2 separate regions of the Homo sapiens genome follow, and region 1 is linked to region 2. The links are chromatin contacts, found by Hi-C or POLR2A ChIA-PET in ENCODE. All regions are on one chromosome and are shown on one strand. The core of a region is the stretch at or near the end of the contact, and the rest is flanking DNA. Distances in the headings are between cores, read along the strand shown.

The links. A loop is a pair of places that touch in the nucleus more often than their neighbours do. ChIA-PET counts read pairs that join two places held with the same protein, here RNA polymerase II (POLR2A). Pooled maps may share reads with other maps.
Region 1: a map of CD8-positive, alpha-beta T cell shows a loop between it and region 2 (8-fold over the local background). The contact joins the promoter of COPS7B here to the promoter of TRIP12 in region 2. A Hi-C loop is called at or near these places in 4 of 168 maps with a recorded cell type or tissue (CD4-positive, alpha-beta T cell, CD8-positive, alpha-beta T cell and naive thymus-derived CD4-positive, alpha-beta T cell) and 16 of 50 pooled maps. POLR2A ChIA-PET finds 5 or more read pairs at or near these places in 1 of 52 experiments (activated B cell).

What each region holds. Positions count from the first base shown.
Region 1 is chr2:231,784,287-231,787,997 of GRCh38, forward strand. It overlaps COPS7B (COP9 signalosome subunit 7B), which reads left to right and starts at 2,159. Exons shown (of 7, transcript NM_022730.4): 1 at 2,159-2,252. RefSeq lists silencers at 1,797-1,876, 1,887-2,066, 2,157-2,416.
Region 2 is chr2:229,920,666-229,923,921 of GRCh38, forward strand. TRIP12 (thyroid hormone receptor interactor 12) reads right to left here and starts at 1,344. Exons shown (of 42, transcript NM_001348323.3): 1 at 1,215-1,344. FBXO36 (F-box protein 36) reads left to right here and starts at 1,838. Exons shown (of 4, transcript NM_174899.5): 1 at 1,838-1,944. The coding sequence starts at 1,849. RefSeq lists enhancers at 399-899, 900-1,400, 2,057-2,116 and a silencer at 837-1,226.

The sequences.
Region 1 (3,711 bases), core at 909-3,408, 1.9 Mb after region 2:
AGCAACATAGTGAGACCCCATCTTTAAAAAAAAAAAAAGGAATAAATTTGCCGGGTGTGGTGGCACGCACCTCTAGTCCTAGCTACTTGGGAGGTGGAGGTGGTAGGATCCCTTGAGCCCAGAAGTTCAAGGCTGAGGTGAGCTATGATAGTGCCACTGCACTCCAGCCGCGGTGACAGAGTAAGACTCTGTCTCTTAAGGGAAAAAAAAACCAAAATACTAAATCCAAATTGCAGCCATGGAGTCTGGACATTGTTCTAGAGGAAGTAGAGGCATTGCTGGAATTTCTATGAAGTCACACTAAACTCACTTGTCTTCCTCTCACTCTCATATTTGTCCCTCCTCTTCCATAGCCCTGTTCACTTAACACTAGCTCTAGACAGCTCTGGCCTCCCAGCGCAGAATCCTGGGTGTTATGCTCCCTCCCTCTCCTTATATTCAACTGGTCACCAAGTCTTATAGATTCTATAGTCTAAATGTCTCCAACAGTGTCCCTTCTTTTTCATCCCCAATTGCCACTACCTTTGTTTTTGTTTGTATTTTTGAGATGCAGTCTCAGTCTGTTGCCCAGGCTGGAATGCAGTGGCGCAATTTCGGCTCACTGCAACCTCCACCTCCTGGGTTCAAGCGATTCTCATGCCTCAGCCTCCAGAGTAGCTGAGATTAGTAGTGCATCACCATGCCCAGCTAATTTTTGTATTTTTAGTAGAGACAGAGTTTTGCCATGTGGCCCAGGCCGGTCTCGAACTCCTGACCTCAGGTGATCTGCCCACCTTGGCCTCCCAAAGTGCTGGGATTACAGGCGTGAGCCACCGCGCCCGGCAACACAATCTCTTATCTAGAATAAATCGGTCACCTCACCGGAGGTTTTCCCTGCCTCCAATTCTCTCCACATCCAATCCACTCCTATAGCACCTAGCATGATCACTCTAACAAGGCAATTATTCATACCTCTCCTTAGCTTAAAAAGCCTAAGTAATTCCCCAGTACCTGGCATGTGGATTCCAAGACCTTTGATGACCTGACTCCAGCTCTGTACCCCTCATTTCTCACTCTTGAAAACCCTGGGGTCAAACCACTCTGGGTTTCTTTTTGACATCAGTATATGCTGCACAGTGCGAGCCTCTGTGACAATGGGCACTACCCCCCTTTTTTCCCCTTTTTGTCTGTTTTTTTCTTCCCCAACCTCTTCTGTGCTTCCAAAGTGTTGTCATATCTTCCCCATAGCATTTAACACATTGGAGCTTTTGAGGGTAAGAGCTTTGTTTTATCTTCATATAACTTTTCAGGACATAATAGGTGCTAAAGAAATGTTTTTGAATAAATGAATGAGTTGGTTGATGCTAGGCTCCTTTGCATTTGTCCTGTCTCATTTCTGCATTCTAACGCACGATAGGCAAATAGGGCTGTTTTTCTCTCTCATTTTCAAGACCTGAAAGACTGTGGTGTATACAGGAATCAGTTTAAGTGTTCAATTATGTGGCATTTCTTAGCCATCTTCCCAGGGGAGTTGGTAAGCACCAGATGCAACTCTATCAATGACATTTTGGTCATAGAACCATTGTTGGCTTAACCCATCTCTTGCTTATTTTAAAACATTTTCTGAATAGAGGTCAAGAACATCGTCTTCGGCCTCAGATAGCCTGGGTTTGACAAAGATAGCAAGCTTTGTCACTTTCTGACTTTTGGACTTAGTTAACTCACCTGAAAAATGGGAACAATAATACAAGCCACAGTTATGAGAATTCAACGAGATAATGCATGTACAGCACCTGGCACATGGTAAAACGCTCAATAAGTGGTAGTTAGTAGGCTTAATGTATCTCGGTGCCCAGGGGTAGCGCAGTAGCCATGGGGAGCTCCTGAGAGAGAAAGCACAGCCTAAGGGGAGGATTTGGGGCCCGGGATGGCGATGGCGACGGTTGGGCTGCAGTACCGTCTAGGCCGCATTCCTCTCCTTGGGCCCCTAGCCACCCCCTCCCCGCCTGGTTCCCGGGCTGCAGACTCTTCCCCGCCCCCTCGCTCCCACTTCCCCACCGGAGGTCGAAGGCTGTAAACGCGGCGGGTGGAACCTTGTGTGGGCGGAACGCGAGTGCAGCGGTGGGAGGCTTCCGGGGGAGCTGCACGGGCGACGGGTCGGCGGAGACAGAAAAGCGCCGGACGCCGGGGTGATCATGGACGCTTGACAACCTGCGGGCAGGCGCCGGGAGGCCGAGCCAGCGACTAAGAGGACCGAGAGGTGGCGTGGACAGGTAGGAGCTAGCGAGAGGGTGGGCCGAGCGGGGCCGGCGCTCCAGGCTCGGCCAGACGATCCGGCTTAGAGCCCGCCGCCAAGGAAGCCCGCGGCCGTGCCCGCCCCGCCCCCGCCTTGGGGAGCGCGTCCCGCGGCTCCTCACTCCACGCCTGCGGCCCTGCTTGGAGCATACCGCCCACCGTGAGGTCTGCTGCAGCTTGCGACCCTCAGCTTCAGTGCTGTGGCTGCTTTCGCTCTCCCATCCCCAAAGGCTGCTCGTTTGCCCCTCTCCAGTCCATCCAAATAGCGCCCTCCCCTGACGGGAATTTATCTCCGCTCTGTGCCTAGCCTCTGGCCCTCCCACTCCAGAAGAAAGCGACTGTCTCCGTCTCTTTACATTCTCTGCGCCCACAGGCTTTGCTCCTTAAGCCGAGATTTTTTGAAGGGACAGAAGTTTCTCTCCATTTCCCTACCCCCTCTCCACCCCCACCTCCTAACATTGGGACTCTTTGCAGAGATCCCCATCTGTCTCTTCACACGGGTCCTCTTGGAAGGGCCTTTTCGCTCCTTCCCTCTTTACCGTCACCGACCCTCCTTTCTTCCCTACTCCTTTCCTTCTTCCTCGTATCCTCTCCCCTTCTCTTTTCCCTTTCCCTTCCGTCCTCAAACTCGTTGTTCCCCAGCACTTCATTGTTTTTCCTGTGTCTGGCCGGACCTTCTTAGGTAACCCTAAGTGAGGCGACATACTTGTTTCTCTAATACTGTGAAAGGGCAACTAATCTGTGTGCCTGCCAACACAAAACTTAGTTCCTCTTGCACCAAACTATTCTTCAAATTGTTCTTTGCTGCACTCTACTATACCGTTTTTCGTTCATTTTGTCACGCTGCTCTAATATGTATCATTCTTGGAGGAGAAATCTTACCTGGAACTCCTGTACACTCAGCGTGTAATTAGATTACACAATTGAGGGACCCTCCTGTACTTAATGTCTTCGGAGCGCTGATACAATATTTTCACTGTTTTCCCAAATCTTTTTATCGTTTTCTTGAGGTTTTTTTTTTTTTACACATTCTGAAGTCACGTTTGGTTAAAATGTCGTATCAGGAGGAGGCCGAATACAGGGATTTTTCCCCATGGTCTTACACAGCATGTATGTTCTTAGTTTGAATATATCGCTACTTTTCTTTCAAAATGATGTCTCCCTTTATCTGTGCTTACTTGACTTGATTAAATGAGACATCTTTCTTGTCTGGTTTTTTGTTTTCCTTATCTGTCTGGCTGTAGATTGGATTCTGATGACACAGTGGGAGCTGTAACTGATTGCTTTTGCTTACATCCGGTGCCTCTGTGTATAGGCAGTATCCTCCATTTCTTAACCAGAATGTATAAACGAGGTGGATATAAAACAGCTGCTGAGAAACTCATGTGTTTTTCTTTAGGTCCTGGTCAGGTTTAAGGACTTAGAAGGTGTTGCCTC
Region 2 (3,256 bases), core at 94-2,593:
AGGTAACCAATTCCCTCCTGTCCCCCACCAGGAGTTCAAAGTGTGATTTCCCCCCGATTTACATGTGTTTTTATGTTTTTCCGCATTTTTCCGTCTAGGAAATGAAGGATTTCTTATTCTGAGGAAGGGAGAGACGCCGAGGAAGACAGGATTTGAGGTTTTACTACCTTCGTTATTCGAACTCCCCTCTAACTTGTTCCTGTACTAGAAACCCACTCACTATGGAGAAGGAAGGAGAGGGGCTGAACTGATGGACAAACGTTGTAAATAATAGGTTTTATGTAATCCACATATAAATAAATTAATCGCCTGACTCGCTCTGAATGCTAATACGATTGGGGTGACAATTGGCCCACCTCCCTCCCCCAAGTCCTAGTTAAACCCACCTACCACCAATTTCCATTCTGATCTATTTAAAAGGATACTCTATTCCTCTCAGTCAAGTTTCTCGGCTTCTTTAGGCCTCCCTGCATGCCCCCCTCGTCATCATCCTCCCTCAGCCTCAACTTCCCACGGCTTAAAAAACTGCCCCGCGCAGACCCCGTCTCCGGGCTCGCCCTCCCTCAACCGTCCCTCGCCGTCCCCCTGGGCAGGAAACCCCTTACTGCGGTCTAAAGTCTCTCTGGCCTCTCCCTTCTCTGACCCTCGCTTCCCACAACTGTTGTCACTGGAGCTGCTTCCTAGTTTCCATTTCCGGGCCGTCCACGGCCCCGGAGCCTCCCCTTTCCCGATTTCCGGGCCCCTCGTCCCATTTCCGGGGAACCCTTGCCGTCTTCACACCCCCCACCTGCACTTCCGGCCCCCCACTTTCTCTCTTCCCAGACACCCTCCAAGCTCCAAAGCCCACTTCCGGCCCCCCTTGGTCCCCGCCGAGCTCCCCAACACCCGCAAGCCTTACCCCGGTTCTGTGAAGGGCCCTCCTCATTGCGGGAAGCCGGAGGAGGGACCCAGCGACCCCTACCTCCCGCCAGGCCCCGGTCCCTCCGGCCGCGGCCGCCCTCGAGCGTCTCTCCCGTCCACCCCCGGCCCGGTCCTTCCGCGGCCCCGCCGCCGCCGGCGCCGGGAGCAGGCCAAGCGGGGGCCGAATCGCGGCGATGACACAACCGGGCTTCCTGGGACTTTCTGTTCCAGCTCCTCCCCCCGCCCCCCCAACCCCTCAGCTGGCCCCCTCCCCCAAGGCTTGCCCCCGCCGCCCAGAGCTGCGCCCCAATTACCTAGTTAGGCCCCAAAGTCTCCGGTCCGGACTCGGTGGCGCGGCAGTAACTTCCACTAGCTCCCCCCACCCCCCCCAGCGGCGCGGCGGCGGCGGCTCCGGGTTCCTTCAATTATCAGCTGAGCCGCAGCACCGCGCCCGGCGTGCGCCTCCGCCCGTGCCGCCTCCCTCCCCGCCTGCTCTGACACCCTCGGGGAACTACTTTGTCCTCGGGCTCCGGTTACGGGCTCGTCCGCGGGACCGGCACCGCTGCCTACTGGCGGCCCATCACATCGCCCCTCCCTCCCACGCCTCCCGGCTCGACTCTCTCAGCAGCCTCCGATCTCCGCCCGATCCCTTCGAGGGACCAGGAAGGGGACTGTGGAGATCTACTTGGTATCCCTCCGCCGGGGTCACCCCCTCCCCTCCGTGGTAGCAGGAACTAATTCCCCCTCGGGTCACCCGGGACCTGGAGCTGGAAATTTCACGGATCAGGGTTCCCTAAGACCCTTGGAAGAGGGGACGATCGCCCCAAGTTAGAAATCCTTCTGCCAGCTCATAAGCGTGGTTCAATTTAAACTAGGGTTTTGGCCCCTTGACCCCAACCAAGCCCCGCCCCTTCCTGGTTGTCTTAGCGACGGCGGTGGCGTCCCAAGATGGCGTCGTGGCTGCCGGAGACTCTCTTTGAAACTGTAGGACAAGGCCCGCCGCCTAGCAAAGACTATTACCAGTTACTGGTCACCCGGTCTCAGGCAAGTGCGAGCCGCGGTTTACCCTCTCTCCTAACTCCCTACCTGGCCCGGTTGGGGCCCGGGACGCAGGCTGTGCTAGGCCAAGAGCAACCGTAGCCCGCCGGAAGCGCCCAGTCCCGGCTCCGCGCCGGGAGATTTTCCTCGTCACCTCGGCCTCCTCGGTCCGACGGCCCGCGTGTCCCTGCTCTCCCCGAGCCCGGCTAGTCCCTGGCAAGCCTTCTCTGCCTCCCCGCGGTGCCGCGTGCTCCTTTCCCGCCACCCCGGCTTCTTACCCGTAGAGTTTCCTCCGCGCGAAGAGGAAAACGGGCGTCTCCGGCTTGCGTGCGGCCTCACCTCAGCGTGAGAAGGAGGGAAAGAACGACTCAGCCAAGTGTCCCAAGGAGGAGCCGGCTAGGGAGGGGAAAAGGAGATTGCCTCTTTTCCAGGATAGGAATTAATCATGGAGAATTTTATAAATCTCTTTGTGGCCTTTACGCGTGCCACGGCCACATCAAAACTTAGTTATTTCTAGTAGCAACTGACGATTGGGAGCTCTTACCTTTTGGAGTCCCTTCTATCCCATTGAAAGTGTGCGGGTGGTGGTATAAAAATGTTTCAGCTGCTCTGCGCTTCAGCCCCACCCATAATGACATCTGCTCCACAACAATAAGACCGAGGATTATATTATCTCCAAAGTAACCATCGGCCTATTTTTATGCCTACTTTGGTTATTGAAGGTGGGCTTTTGGATGATTTACTGTGTCCATGAAATTCTCAACTTGAGCGGGGCCTCCATTGGGAAGACGTTTCTAATCCTGGCTGAGTTTACGCCTGTCACTGAGTTATTCATGCACCCTGCCCTTTCAATAGATACTATTCCTATAAAATGAAATTTAGAAGTTTGTATATATTTGTTTTGGTGTGCATATTGATCATTCCCTCAGTTTTTCCAGGAGCCCTTAAACAAAATAGGTAATGAGTTAATTTTTTTATATTTTTGAAAGCATCTTTTAAAATATAAATGTTAATATATATTTTTTAATTTAAGATTTAGAAATATTACAAATGTAAAATCAGCCTGTCCAAAAAAAATTTTTTTTAAAACAGTACTGCTCCTTGCGGAGCAGGGCTAATTCATAGGCAGTGGGCCCAGGGTCAGACTCAAATTTTTAATTAAACTGTTCTTAGGGGGTTTTGCACATTTAGTGATGTATGAAATACTGAAAGGTATCCTTTTCTGTACTTTTTTTTTGGTGTTGTTTTTTTTTTTTTTTTTTTTTTTTGAGACGGAGTCTCGCTCTGTCGCCAGGCTGGAGTGCAGTGGCGCGATCTC